2 separate regions of the Mus musculus genome follow, and region 1 is linked to region 2. The links are chromatin loops, found by intact Hi-C in ENCODE. Cell type or tissue: left cerebral cortex. All regions are shown on one strand.

The links. Peaks named below come from ENCODE experiments on the same cell type or tissue, not always from the same donor. Only the 100,000 strongest peaks of a DNase experiment are listed, where the experiment ranks them.
Region 1: a loop joins it to region 2, with 2.4 times the contacts of the local background. A loop is called at or near these places in 2 of 42 quality-filtered maps.

Annotation. Positions count from the first base shown.
Region 1 is chr16:63,118,650-63,126,649 of GRCm38, reverse strand. No RefSeq gene overlaps it. Among named protein-coding and RNA genes, the nearest start is that of Gm33912, 95 kb to the left of the region's middle. In left cerebral cortex, no CTCF peak of the experiment used is centred here; a DNase peak (open chromatin) is centred at 7,774.
Region 2 is chr16:63,034,008-63,042,007 of GRCm38, reverse strand. No RefSeq gene overlaps it. Among named protein-coding and RNA genes, the nearest start is that of Gm33912, 180 kb to the left of the region's middle. In left cerebral cortex, no CTCF peak of the experiment used is centred here; DNase peaks (open chromatin) are centred at 1,821, 1,909, 3,558 and 4,528.

The sequences.
Region 1 (8,000 bases), 85 kb before region 2:
CAAATCACTCATTGCAGATTAAACGCATGTTTGGCTATGACAGACATCCTGGGAATACACCTATCTGTGAGGATTAATAGAGTTTTACCTGAGGATTATTCTTCTCAAAAAGAGTGTGAGTGTTCTTCTTTTCACAGTAGCACATTTGACAATGGTGTCCACAGATGGCACTGACTTTCAGCTCTATCTGATTGCAAAGTATATGAATATTAAACTGAGTCTTTTGTGACTTTAATCATTATTTTAATGATACTACAGAATTTGTAACCTCTGTTTAATAACATTTTTTAAAAATGTCAGTTACTTCTATCAAAGAAAATCTAAAATCAGAAGAAAGATGAGCATAGACATTGAGAGGATTTGCACTGATACGTTCTGCAAGCCTGTCTCCTTCCCTAGAGTATGTCCATGTGGACTGGTTCATTGTCCTACATTCTGCTAATACCAGGTTCTTCCAATAATGAAGAGTGAAACAGACCCTTGAGTTTCAAAGTGCAATTATTTTTAAACATATCTTAGCTGCTATTAGACAGTGGGAGGTCTGTGTGTATGTGCATGGGTGTGTGTGGGGGCAGGTGTGTGCATATGTACAAAATGCAGATACCCAAGCATTTAATTAAGCACTTAGGAATACAAAAATATCCCAACAGAGTTTCAGCCCAGAAACGTAGAATACCCAAGATACAACTTGCAAAACACATGAAACTCAAGAAGGAGGAAGAGCAAAGTGTGGACAATTCGCCACTTCTTAGAATTGGGAACTAAACACCCATGGAAGGAGTTACAGAGACAAAGTTTGGAGCTGAGACGAAAGGATGGACTATCCAGACACTTGCCGCACCTGGAGGTCCATCTCATAATCAGCCACCAAATGCAGACACTATTGCATATGCCAGCAAGATTTTGCTGAAGGAACCCTGATATAGCTGTCTCTTGTGAGGCTAAGCTAGTGCCTAGCAAACACAGAAGTGGATGCTCACAGTCAGCTATTGGATGGAACACATGGCCCCCAGTGGAGGAGCTAGAGAGAGTACCCAAGGAGCTAAAGGGGTCTGCAACCCTATAGGTGGAACAACAATATGAACTAACCAGTACCCCCCAGAGCTCGTGTCTCTAGCTGCATATGTAGCAGAAGATGGCCTAGTCGGCCATCATTGGGAAGAGAGGCCCCTTGGTCTTGCAAACTGTATATGCCCCAGTACAGGGGAAATACCAGGGCCAAGAAGTGGGAGTGGGTGGGTAGGGAGGTAGGCGGGGGGGGGGGGGAGATAGAGGACTTTCGGGATAGCATTTGAAATGTAAATGAAGTAAATGCCTAATAAAAAATTGGAGGAAAAAATACACAAAATTTATAAAAATAGAAGCATTTTAACCTTGCGATCAATATACTGACAGTGAGCTTACACTCCACCACCAAGGGGACTGGAAATGTTTGTATATTAGAAGGACTTTGAAGAAAAAAGCACACTGAAGAGAATTCTATTGTTCTTATTCCTAAAACGTTGGTTTTTTTTTCTAATTTATCTCTTTTACTTATGACATCCTATGATTTTTCTGATGGACAAATGAAATAGCAATAAGCATTGTGATTTTCCCCTCCATCATCCCCACCCATGCCTGTGTATATCATTTAAAAGTTCTCACAGTGACTTGGAACATACTTGTTCTTACATGTTGATCAAGAAACTAAGAATGACATAACAAGGGAATGTTACATAGGCAGTGTTAAGTGGAAAGTCACAAACACGGACAAGGGCTGCTGCCCCAATCTGCCAAAGCAATCATAATTTGAGGACCAAATTAAGAAATTAAGATTCTGACTATCAATAATCTCATGCCCACAAAAAATTCCTTGATCAAAACTTAAGATTCCATAAAACTGTATTGGGTTTTAGTTACTGACCATCAAACAGTTTGTTTCAGGGCTTTACGTATAGGTTGACCATTGATTACATCAGAAGGGTATTTGAAATACGTAATTGCAATTGTTTATGTCTCTTTGTGGATTTGTCACCATCCATCTTGGCTTAGTGTGTCCAGGAGCTCTTGCTGTTTAGTGCTTGTATATTTAGAAATACTTTTGTTTGTTTCATTTTTATTTTTGAGATAGGGCCACTCTACATAATCCCATCTGTTAGCATTTTGTCTAAGCTCCACCCCACAGTTACCTGGCAACATCCAGATATGCCTGACTCACTATAAAAGGGGCTGCTTGCCCTGTACTCTCTCTCTCTTTCTTGTTCTGGCCTTCTTGATCTAGCTCTGCCCTCTAGTCCCTTCCCCCCTCTCTCCCCATTCCCCTCTCCCCTCCACTTGCTCATGGCCAGCCTCTACTCCTCTCCTCTCCTCTCCTCTCCTCTCCTCTCCTCTCCTCTCCTCTCCTCTCCTCTCCTCTTCTCTTCTCCTCTCCCCTCCCACCCCCTCCTTCAACTTAGCCCAGCAAGAATTCTTAAATTTTATTCTTTTATCATTAGCTTCATTAGTTAAATTTATTTCAGGTAATTTTTATGAGTGAGACTGTGTCCTTGATTAACTTCTCAATGAACTCAGTTGAGTTATAAAAATGCCATGTAGTATTATAGAACTTTACTAAATTTATATATTATTTAAAACCAGTCTAGAGTGATGTATTTTTTTTAATGTTTAAAATAATGACACCTACATGCAGGAGCAATGTTGCCCTTCCCTGCTAATTAGATGTCTTGTTCCTTCTGTTTTCACACTGGAGGACTGACAGTATTAGGATGGAGGAGAAAGTCGGCTTCATCCACTCATTCTGGTTGTTGTGGGCTTCTCATTCGTAGCATTACTATGTTGATGTATGTTCTACCCAGGCTTGATTTTTTTTTGAGTGGTTTTATCATGAGTGGGTGCTGAGCTTTATCAAATGCTTTCTCCACATCCGATGAAACCATCACAAGGTTGTTGTCCTGTGTGGCAATCTGATACTTTACATGCAAATAGCCTGTGATGTGATCTGATAGGTTACATGCAGACGTCTGTGTGTGTTCAACTGTGTGTGCTTCAATTCCATGTGATCATTTGCATAGTTCTTCCAGCAAGCTGCTCAACTCAGCTTCCTAGTAGGTTTTTGTTTTTGTTTTTGGGTTTTTTTTTAATCAATTTTCATTGAGAATACTGACAATTTTCTTTTGATTCTATGGCTGTCAGGTATTGGTGTCTGGGTAGTACTAGCTTGTACAAAAATTCCCTAGAGCTCCCAGGGACTTAACTACCAAACAAATGGAAGAAGCCCTTGGTCCTAGGAAGGCTCAATACCCCAGTGTGGGGGAATGCCAGGGCCAAACATTGGGAGTCGGTGGGTGGGGGAGCACCCTCATAGAAGCAGGGAAGGGGGAGGGAATAAGGGGTTTGTGGAGAGGAAACCTGGAAATGGAAAAACATTTGAAATGTAAATAAAATATCCAATAAAAAATTTAAGAAAGATTTTCCTATTGAATCTGTTCGAATAGGTGAGATAATTTGTGGTGTGCTATGGTAATTAAGAAAGTCATCTGCGAAAAGTGATATTTTGACTTCATCTTTTCCAATTTGTATCCCCTTGATCTCCTTTTGTTGTCGAATTGCTCTGGCTAAGACTTCAAGTACAATGTTGAATAGGTATGGAGAGAGTGGACAGCCTTGTCTAGTCCCTGATTTTAGTGGGATTGCTTCCAGCTTCTCACCATTTACTTTGATGTTGGCTACTGTTTTGCTGTAGATTGCTTAGGTATGGGCCTTGAATTCCTGATCTTTCCAAGACTTTTATCATGAATGGGTGTTGGATCTTGTCGAATGCTTTTTCCGCATCTAACGAGATGATCATGTGGTTTTTGTCTTTGAGTTTGTTTATATAATGGATTACGTTGGTGGATTTCCGTATATTAAACCATCCCTGCATCCCTGGAATGAAACCTACTAGGTCAGGATGGACGATTGCTTTAATGTGTTCTTGGATTCAATTAGTGAGAATTTTATTGAGGATTTTTGCATCTATATTCATAAGTTCTGAAGTTCTCTATCTTTGTTGGATCTTTCTGTGGTTTAGGTATCAGAGTAACTGTGGCTTCATACATTGAGTTGGGTAGAGTTCCTTCTACTTCTATTTTGTGGAATAGTTTGTGCAGAACTGGAATTAGATCTTCTTTGAAGGTCTGGTAGAACTCTGAACTAAACCCATCTGGTCCTGGGCTTTTTTTGGCTGGGAGACTATTAATGACTGCTTCTATTTCTTTAGGAGATATGGGACTGTTTAGATCTTTAACTTGATCCTGAGTTAACTTTGGTACCTGGTATCTGTCTAGAAATTTGTCCATTTCATCCAGGTTTTCCAGTTTTGTTGAGTATAGCCTTTTGTAGAAGAATCTGATGGTGTTTTGAATTTCTTCAGGATCTGTTGTTATGCCTCCCTTTTCATTTCTGATTTTGCTAATTAGGATGTTGTCCCTGTGCCCTCTAGTGAGTCTAGCTAAGGGTTTATCTATCTTGTTGATTTTCTCAAAGAACCAACTCCTTGTTTGGTTAATTCTTTGAATAGTTCTTCTTGTTTCCACTTGGTTTATTTCACCCCTGAGTTTGATTGTTACCTGCTGTCTACTCCTCTTGGGTGAATTTTCTTCCCTTTTGGGGGGGAGGGGGGGCTGGATATTTTTTTTTTACTTACATTTCAAACATTTTCCCCTTTCCAGGTCTCCTATCCCAAAACTTCCTATCCCATTCCCCCTCCCCCTGCCTCAGTAATACATATGCCTTTCTAGGGCATGTTTTTGAATTCCAGAGTACTTACACAATCTTTAACATTTTTTTGCTAATTTGTAACTTCATATTCTTGAGGCCAGTAAGATTAAAGAAGGGATGTCACTATCTTAATTTGTTGATATTTGCTTTGTGGTACAAAATAAAAGCATAGAGAATGCTTCAAGTAGCATGAGAACAATGTATAATTTTCACATATGGAACAAATGGTTTGTAAATATCAGGTTTTGGGGATCTTTTGGTCTATGGTGTAGTTTAAGATTTCTCCGTTGAGATTTTGAGTTGATGATTTTTCCAGCAATAAGACTGAAATAGTTGAAATTTCCTACCTTAATTATATCAGAATCTATCTTTACATTTGGACCTAATATTATTCCATCTTATAACTATATGTTTCAAAAGTTGATGTATGTACACTTGAAATTACTACTTACACTCATTAAATTAATTTTTTATTACTACATATGACACTCCTACTTTGTAAGGTTTTATTTTCCAAATTAGCCTAATAATGTATGGTTCTCCATAGATCTTTGTAGGTGGTAATCTTGGCTTAGAGTTCTAAACCAAAAGGCCCACTAGATCTGTTGTATACCCATGCAGACCCTGTATTTGCTGCTTCAGTCTTTGTGAGTTCATGTGACCATTGTTCAGTTTATCTAAAGGCCTTGTTTTCCTGTTTTCCTTCTCCCTCTCTGTCTCCCACTCTCTTTCTCCCTTCTTTCCCAAAAGATTCCCTGAGCTCTGAGGAGAGAAACATGATGGAGACATCTCAATTAGAGTTGTGATCCAAGATATCTCTCTCTCTCTCTCTCTCTCTCTCTCTCTCTCTCTCTCCCTCTCCCTCCCTTTCTCCCTCCTTTCCTCCCTGTTTTTCTCTTTGTATAAGTTTCTGTGTTCGATCCCATATACATAGTACGAAGCCTCTTTTATGACTGCTGAGTAAAGGCACAACCTATGAATACAGCAGAATATCATTAGGAGACGTTTTATTGCTTGGTGGTTTGGTTTGGTTGTTTTTTCTAGATCAGTAGTGTTTGGTTTTACCCTAGGTCTCTGGGCTATCTAGTCTCTGATTCTTGGTCACTCAAGCAATATCATGTATGGATTCCATCTCATGAAAAGGGCCTCAAGTAAAATCAGCCATTGGTTGGTTATTTCCACAAGCTGTGTGCCACCATTGCTGTAGCATATTTTGCAGGCAGGACAGACTATTTTCCATGGTTTTGTGGCTGGATTGGTGTTACAGTTTTTCTTTTTGTAGCCTGCAGAATACCTTCCCATGTCAAAAACACTACAACATGGAGGTGAAGGTTCTATGTGGCCATGTCTCAATGTTTAATGAGTTGTTTAACTTCATAAGTTCTTATATAGAGTTTATTTTACCAGTTGTAAATATAGGTTATACTGTTTGTGTTCTATTTCCTTGTTGTCTCTTTTTCCACATCTCTTCCTTCAGGCTATGCGTGTTATTACTGGTGAAGTGAGTTTCTTCTAGGCATCAAAAGATTCAGCTTTTAAAAATATATAATTATTCTAAAAATTTTCATTGATGAATATAATCTGACCATCTCTCTCTCTCTCTCTCTCTCTCTCTCTCTCACACACACACACACACACACACAGATATGGAACTGTTTTAAGTTAGTGTGTATGGATCTACACAGGACAATGCTTGTAATTAGCAATTTTCCTTCATTAAAAATAAAGTCTCAATTTAAAGGGAAGAAGAATGATGCCATATTAATACTATTATTCTAGTCTGATTTAAGACATACTTAGACAAGGGAAAAGGATAGTGTGAGAGGCGTTGTTCAAGTTCTTAAAAGCAGAGAAAAGAACAAAGCCGTAACTAATACAAAGCCAAGCACCAATAAAATAGAGGATGGTTCCCCATGAGTTTAAATCTTCATTCTGTCTATGCTTTAAAAATATGATTAACATCTCATCAGTGTGAGTGGACTTCTCTTCCTAAGATGTGAGATGATATTGACTAATCAAGTCATCACAAAAGGGCATCTATAATCAAATCCTAATATACCAGTAATAGCAAGCAATTCCTACATAGGCAATAAAGAAAGAAAAAAAAAACTCAAATTACATGTCCTGCAAAGTTAAAATCAGGATCCTAGATGTTTAATGAATGGCAACTGTCCAAAACATAAAAATAAAATAGGATACCATGACAAGATATTGTCTCTTTCTTATTTTTGTACCCCAAATTGGGAGGGTGGATAGAGTTAATAAGACCATTCTATCTAGCTACCAGAAATGAGTTTACCAGTTAACAAAGAAGTTCACATACCATAAAAAGAGGAAAAGATATTTCTAGGCTCTGTAGCAACATTTAATTATAAAAGCAAAAACAAAAAACAAAAAACAAAAAACAAAAGGAAACCCACCAAGAGAGTGGCATTCCTTATATACACATTTTGTTGTTACCCAATATCTAAATTTTATTACACAGAATTAAGCATAATCATCGTATTAGGTATAAATTCAGAATTCAAACTGTATGCCTTCAGGTAAATAAGTTTTGTTTGTAGTTTTGAAAATTGCTTACATTTCTGGCTATAAATAACTTGTGTTCATATTTAATAATTTGTATTGGATACTCCCCAAACTCATGTAACCTCTCTTTATAAGACTACACTAAAATGTATCTGTGTGTCTCCCTCTCTTTCCACTGAACACTATAGTGATAAGAGTGAACACTTACTATTGTGGCCATATCACTGTTCAGTATACAGTCTAAAAAATATTTAAATCCCATATCCTGATTAAAAACTGAATTTATCATAAGGCTGGGGTAGTTATTTGATTAATTTAGCATTAAAACGCAAAATTGGTCCTCTCATCCGAATACTGCTTAAATTAAACTAACAGATTTTTTACAAGCTTTTTTTCCCCTTAACAAACTCATTTGCATGTGTGAAATCTTGCTGTGAGGCTGAATAAGGGAGAATTAAAATAGATTTAGTGTGTATATTACGTCTTTACAACAGAAGAAGAACTCAAATGAACTCCTCCAGGTCTGTCACACAAGTTAGCATTAAAGGAAGAGAACTAAATCTGCATGTACAGTTATGAGTCTTATTATCCTCATTCTACAGGGCTCAAGAACGGGCGTGGCATGCGTAGAACTTATCTGCTTTAAACGGTGGTGAACCAAAGTTAAAGGAGTACAACAGATGCAATAAATAAATAAATAAATCTCCAAAAGTCTTAAGGTATCAACTTCAGAC
Region 2 (8,000 bases):
AAAAGAAGTTTCCTTGGTTAGGGGTAAGAACCACACTTATCAGCAGGTATAAGAACAAATGTTTAAAATGTACATCAATATTATACTGATTTAGTAAACTGTCAGTTGTAGTTTCCCCTCCAAAAACATCAGTAGTCATGGGTAATTGGCCAAGTTTCCAATATCAAGGATATTTCCTTCTTATTAAGAAAATCTTAATTCCACTTAGATAATTGTTGGGTACTGCTGAGATATGCATGCCATCACTGAACAATTAGGGTTATTGTGCCATGATGGTCATTGTTATTGTCAATAAGTATCATAGCTGGTCAGGACTATTTGGTTGTTTTCCTCCTTTGGAAGATTGCATGGCATTCGCTTTCTTATGTGCGTGTGTGTGTGTGTGTGTGTGTGCGTGTGTGTGTTCCCAAATGATGCAAAGTTTCAGCTGAGGAACATTTAGACTCTATGTCTATATTGCATGGTGTCTTCAGCAACAGGGTCAATCTTTGAACTTCTGGGAGTCAGGCAAGCAAGTGCAATAGAATTAGTCTATTCTTTCTGGAATTTTACCTTCCTCCCTCCTCAGTGAAGGCTTGTTTAATCACTTTGTTCACTTTTCTTGAAACCTTAGAGTGGTGGTTTGATTAGATATGTCCCCTATAGATTCATGTGTTTGAATTATTGTCCATAGGGAGTAGCACTAGTAGGAGGTGTGAATTTGTTGGAGTAGGTGTGGCCTTGTTGGAGGAAATATGTCACTCTGAGGGGTGGGCTTTGAATTCTCTTATGCTCAAGCTATGCCCAGTGTGGCATACAGTCTCCTTCTGCTGCATTCAGATCAAATGTAGAACTCTTGACTCCTTCTCCAGCACCATGCCTGCCTGCATTCTGCCATGTTTTCCACCATGATGATAATGGACTACACCTCTGAAACTGTAAGCCATCCCCAATTAAATACTGTCTTTCATAAGAATTGCTGTGATCATGGTGTCTCTTCACAGCAATAAAGCCCTAACTGAGACACTTGGCAACTTTGATTAAAGTGAAAAACAGCATTCGTATTTCTATTTTAGGCACATTAATGAAAGGAAATGATAATATAATAAAATAACACAAAAAAGATGGTAAACAAAAATAGAAAAACACAAAGTTAAACTTAGAAATATGATTTTAACTAACCATAAATCTTTCCTGATGGATCACATTTTATACTTTCTCCGGTATCAAAATGTACTCCTTAAAGAAACAATGCTTTGTGTTGGCTTTAAAAGTACCACTTAAAGATCTTTAGATATAGTTGTTCTGATGGGAGTTAGGAGAAAAATAGCTCCTCTACGTGTATGTGCATGTGTGTATGTGTGTGTGTGTGTGTGTGTGTGTGTGTGTGTGCGTGCGTGCGTGCGTTTATGTGTATATGGGAGGGGGATTCCAGGCTCAAGGAAAACAGAATGTTTATATATCATGGAGGACCTGGCACTTGGCTCTGAGAGTGCTGAGGTTTTACAATAAATGCCATATTGATGAGGTCAACGACTCAAATTCAAAGAAACTGACTCTCCAAGGGGTAACTGAATAGCAGCCTTTGTTGTTGTTATTGAATCCTGGTTCTTCTACCAAGATTATGAAGGAACTTCTATAATCCCTGCCCCTGTTGGCCTACTTCCATAAAAAATATTTTTACAAATAAATGTACACTTTAAATTTTTCTTTTCAAGGATACCTAGTTTGGGGCTGGTTGAATGACTCAGCAAGTGAATACGCCTACAAAACAACTGTGACAACCTGAATTTGTTCACAGAAACCCATGCACAAGGTTATCCTCTGACCTTTAGAGGCATAATTCGTGGAAATACATACACAATAATAATGATGAATAAAAATATTAAAATACATTCATTTTGACTGTGGGCTTTGTAGGGCCAACATTAATTGCATGCTGTCTCTCATATCTGGCTTGTCTCTCAAAGTTGCACCTCTGAGTTTAGATGTAGCTACATCTACACCATCCTGTCCCTGTTTTCTACAATGTGTGAATGTGCTAAAATACATTTATGCATTTGTGCACTGGTAGAGATTCAAACTGTTTCCATTTGAACTTATTGTGAGCATAGGAGTAATAAGTCCTGTTTGTTAGATATTTTGATGACTCAACACATTCCATTTACTTGGAGATGTAATTGTTGGCATTCTGTCTGGACTCTATCCCCCACAGTTACCTGGAAATGGCCAGGTAGGCCTGGCTGCTTGTCCCCCTCCTCTCTCTCTTACTCCTGCATCTCTGTCTTGCCTCTTGCTTTCTTGCTCCCCCTCTCTCCCCATTCCCTTCCCCTCCCTCCACTCTCCACATGGCCATGGCCGGCCTCTGCTTCTCTATTCTCTCCTTCTCTCTGCCTTTCTCTGCCTCTAGTACCCACTTGACTCCCTTTCCCATGCCCTAAATAAACTCTATTCTATACTATACCAGTGTGTGTCTGGTCCCTCAGGGGGAAGGGATGCCTTGGCATGAGCCCACTGAGGCACCCCCATCCCCCACTTCCTGCTAGAACATATTCTTATAGCTCATTCTCTTTTTATGATCACAACAGTAAAGATATGCTTAGCTTTATTTGAACCATGTTTCTTTATAATGTAAATAATTGTGTTTGGTCCAAATCACTATACTTTTAAAGCCATCTGATTTTGTTACAGTTTCAAGAAATTTACAAACTCCTAACAGAAACTTCAGAAAAGCTTTTACTGTGTTTGCTGATGGTGACTTTCCCAGGTTCATCTAGCCCCTCTATTAGTTTTTCCTCCGATGGAGAAATGAAGTGTTTGAAACTCTCTCTACCATCATTGCACTTATATCCTGGCTATCACAAATCTTCAGTTTAGGATGCCCTTGCCCTGGGTCTTCATCTTGCTACATTTTACTGGACCCTAACAATGGATACATCATCCCAACTCCTCTGTCTCACTGTAATCTCTTTCAGGACATTCATCATAATGTTTATAATCTCCACCATTATATGTGACACATTGTTAAATAAAGACACAAATGGATTTAGGAAACATACACATTCCAATAACTAGAAACAAAGACACCATACCCCTAATATTGTTAGGTGTCTCTGTAAATAAAATAAAAATTAAAGAGAGTAAATCTGAATATCTTACATCTCTCAGATTAATATAGGCAGCCTAGAGCTCCAAAGATCATTGCCACTCATTCAAACACTAATAGAAAACTAAAAACTGAAATTTTTCTGAACAATATTGTCCATGATCTTAATAATTTCAAGATGATGTTCCAAATGGAACTTCCATAACAAAGAATATAAGTATTATATTTTTGTAATTTCACATTAGAATTTCTATACACACATAAAAACAGATCTGGAACTAGATTGCACATCTGGAACCATTTCATAAACTGGATTAGACCCTCATGAGAAATCAAAATGCATTACAGACTAGGCTAAATTTTTAGCTTAATTATACTTCTCATTTTCTATAAGAAGCTATGCTTTGAGATTGGACTGTCATCAAAGGCATATGGTTAAGCAAATGTGTGAAGAAATACAAGGTTTCAGAGGAAAACATTAGCAATGTATGTGCAAATGAATGTTGTACATGTCTATACCAAAGTAGGCATGTGCCTTAAATAGTTGCTATTTCTTTTCCTCATCACAGAGCCATTTTTGTTCTATGAAGAAGCCCACTCCGTTTAGCATGAGACCTCAAGAAACAACTTTTTTATTAGTCAAAAAAATGAAAAGCAAAAACAAAACTATTGTTGACAGATTAAATCCTCACTACCTCACATAGCAATGCTGACTCTGAAAGTCTAACCCCTGTCCTTTGATTCCCCCTTCTCAATGTAAAGTCTATGGAAAATATCTCTTATTTACTTCAATTACTTTACTCGAGGAAAACTTGCTGAAGCTGAACAAAGAAGCTACAAACCCACATGTTTCTTGAGATCAAGATATTGCAACATTATCTGCTTTATAACTTAAAAGAATTTAATGTAAGTTCTGTTAGGTGTGAAATATTAGAAACAATATTATATGGATTTTATTTATGGAATCACTTGAAAAGAGATTTTGCTTCCAGATGTCTAAATGGTCATCCTAGCGAATTTGCAGAAACACTGAATGATGGCTCAGGAGTCTTATCTTTAGGTATTTCCCTTTATATTTTATTACTATTACTCTTTAATAATAAAATATACAGAAAATGTGTTTAAATAAATAAGGATTAAACTGATATAGCTGGATTTTTTTTAATACAGAAAATCAAAAGAACTGGAAGAAAGTTTATCTTCACTTCCTCCCAGAAATAAGCACTGTTTGCTTTTATGAAAAGGATGTAAGTTGTCACAGAAACATGGTGAAAGCCAACTCCTCCCTTAGAATTCTGGATTTTTATGGAGAAAACAGACGAAAGTGAATTTTTCTCAATTCTGTGCTACTTCTTCAAGCAATTAGACTCTAAGCAGTTACTACTGAATGTCAGGAGTCTGAGAGATCTGTGAACATATGAGCTCCACTGCTACAGAAATAATTAAACTAACGGAATGGCAAGGAAGATGCCAGCATGGTAAGTATAAACATAGGAAAACTAAGGGATGTGTCAGGAAGATGCAGTGAATAAATACATTCTCAAATCATTCTTTGGAACAATGCCTCAAGTAGAGGAGAAAGAATAATTCCTTAGACACATTTCAAATCTTGACCCAAGATTTTGCATATCTTAGAAAACTGTAGAATAGGGATGGAATGGAGTGAGCGAAGGGCAGGAAACGTTTGCTTTTGCTAACTCCTGTCTTTTTTTTTCTTTTTAAGAAAAAATACAGCTAATTTATTATTTTAGAGACAACGTAGTAGATTCAATAAACTCTCACCTCATTCTTCCCTAAATGAGGATTTTAGAGACGAGAAAGGAAGAGGCGGAAGTGGATGTAATGATGAATAAAAGAAAGAAAGAGAAAGGAGTCCATGTGGTGAGAAGAGTAGAGAAATGGACCAATAAATGCTCAGAGAGAATCCACTGGAAAGAATACACTCCTAAAAATAAAACACCTACCTTGTAGAGAGAGAGAGATCACACCAACAGTCAGAAAAGTACCTACAGTGCAAGCCTACTGAAATAAAGCCAAAATGAACAGCAACACGAGGGATGAGCAGATTGTCCACAAATATTTATTGTGAAAGAACTCTGTATATTTTCCCCTTTTGCTTTTCCTGAGCTGATTTCATCATTGGCCATTTGGCCACCAAAAAAAAGTACATACTGATAAAACCATAGCCACCGATAGGAATAAAATATTCTCCATTTGTGTGAAAACTCAACATGGCAGGAAATAGATTTGTAGTTATTGTCCTTCTGACCCTGAGCTCTAATTCTCAATACCTGCTTTGTCCAACAGTTAGTATACTAAAATCTAGGAAAACTTACTGTGTTTCCAAGAATGTAAAATGGAATCACTGACCAGAGATTTGACCTAATAATTTATTATTATTATTATATCATTCCATTATTGTTATCATTATTTATTAATCATTCCATTATTATTATTTTTATTAATCCCTCCATTCCATTCAAACACTATCCCCCTTTCCTGGTTACTCTACCACAGACCCCCATCCCATCTGCCCTTTCTACCTCCCTTTTGCCTCTATGAGGGTGATCCTCCAGACATCCACCCACTCCCACCCCACCCCTCCACAATCTCCCTATGCTAGGGCACTGAGCCTCCACAGGACCTAGGGCCTTCCCTCCCATTGATGTCAGATAAGACAGTCCTCTGCTACATATGTATCTGGAGGATGGGTCCCTCTCTGTACACTCCTGGGTTGGTGCTTGAGTCCATGGGAGCACTGGGTGGTCCAGGCAGCCCACATTATTCTTCCTATGGGGTTGCAATCCCCCTCTGCTCCTTCAGTCCCTCCACCAGCTCTCCCTCTAAGGTCCCCAAGCTCAGTGTGACGGTTGGGATGAGCACAGCCAAAATAACAAATTATTGAGCAGAAAATCAGACTTAGCCATATTACATAAGACAGAAAGAAAACGGAAGCTGAATTAAATATAATGTGAACAGAGAGAGGTATGGAGAATTCTAGAGACAGCAGAAAAAAATAGAAGTAACTGAAATAGGAGAAGGATGGGAATGGAAGGCAGAAGGAAGAAAAAAAGAGGAATAGAGGGTGGGAAGGAGCAAGAAGGGAACAAAGGAAAGAAAGAAGGAAGGAAAGATAGAAGGAAGGAAGATAGAAAGGAAGGATTAGGTATCAAAGAAATCATAGTGTAATGAATCATGTTTATTTGCCAAAACATTATTGTGATATTTAAGAATAGAAAAGAAAAAGGCTGATCATAGAGGCTAACACACCTAGGACATCATCACTCAGATACTTTAATGCAAGTCAGAGGACATTGTGCCCTTAACAAGGACTTAATATCATAAAGTATATAATAAAGGTTTAAATATTTACCAAAAGACAAACCAATCAGCGACAAACAATAGGAATTAGTGGCCTTATATTGTTCTGCAACTAACTGTTCCTGTACTTATATGAAATGAGGCACAGAAGGCAAGAAATCAGACTGGGGATTTTAAGCCTGGGGTTAGAGATAAGAGTACTTGCCTAGAGTGCACAAGGAAGGCACTAAATTGAGTTCCCTGGGCACACACACAAAAGTGAAAATAAACATTTAAGAGACATCTGGAATGGGAAGTGTTTCATCTGGTAGAGAAAGTATGAGAAGTTGAGTTGAATCACGGAACTTGTGAGAAACAGGGAGGGCGGATTATAATTCCAGAATTGAGGACACAGAGATGGGAGAATGGACAGCTCACTAGCTAGCAAACCTAGACTAATTAGTAAGCTTTAGCCAATGAGACAGTCTACCTCAAAGTCTTCCTGAGGATGGCACCCAAGTTTCATGTGTGACCTGCACACCAGCATTCCATACACACATACATTTTAAAACAACATGTTTTTATGTTGCTTACTTAAAGAATGACAAAATTCATTAGGTAAATCAAACCTTGGATGTTTTGCCAAAGTAAAGTCAACTTATTCAGCATTATCAAAGACTGTGGGCAACTTTTAATCTGGAAACCATCAAAAACAAAAAGTATACATGTAGCCAACAAGCAATAACTTCTAATAAATACCCACAACTTGGTAGTTGACCATTACAAAGACCATTCAATGAAATCTCTACCAAACTAGGAGAATTTGGCCTTGTTTTTGTTTTTTTTCTATTCCTGTGATAAATACCATAAGTAAAAGTAACTTGAGGAACAGAGGGGTTTATTTTATCTTACCTTTTGTAGTCCATCATGAAGGGAAGCCATGAAGAGAAACCAGAGCAGAATGGTGCTCATGTGTTTTGTTCCAGGCTCGCATCCAGCTACCTCTCCCATACAGCTCAGGCCCCCTGCCTAGGAAAGTTACCACCAATAGTGAACTGAGCCACACTACATAAGGTATCAGTGAAGATATGCCTCACGGGATATGGTACAGATTGATTGGCGGTACAGATTGATCGGCTCGAAGCAATTCCTCGACTGAGATCCCTTCTTCCTGGGTGTGTGTAGATTTGTGTCAACTTGACAGTGGGGGATAATTATGAAAGAACTACTACAAAAAAGTATCCAAATGTCACTCATCTAAAATCACACAGCAGGGCTGGAGAGATAGCTCAGAAGTTAAAACCACTATTGACTATTACTAAGAACCTGAGTTTGATTCCAAGAACCCATATTGGGTGTGGTTAATAACTATAACCCAGATCTAGGGGATCCAACACTGCTGGTCTCTATGGACACCCACATATTCATGTCCACTTCCCCAAAGCACACACACCAAATAAATTATTACTTTGGACTTTGAGACAATGTTTAAGGAAGATCAGAGAAAAAAATGTAAAGTTGGCTTAAATCTTCAGTGTTGAAAACTATGAAGGGTACAGTGCATAGATTACACTAAGAAAAATTGAAATCCGTGTTGAGAATTAGAAATAGCATT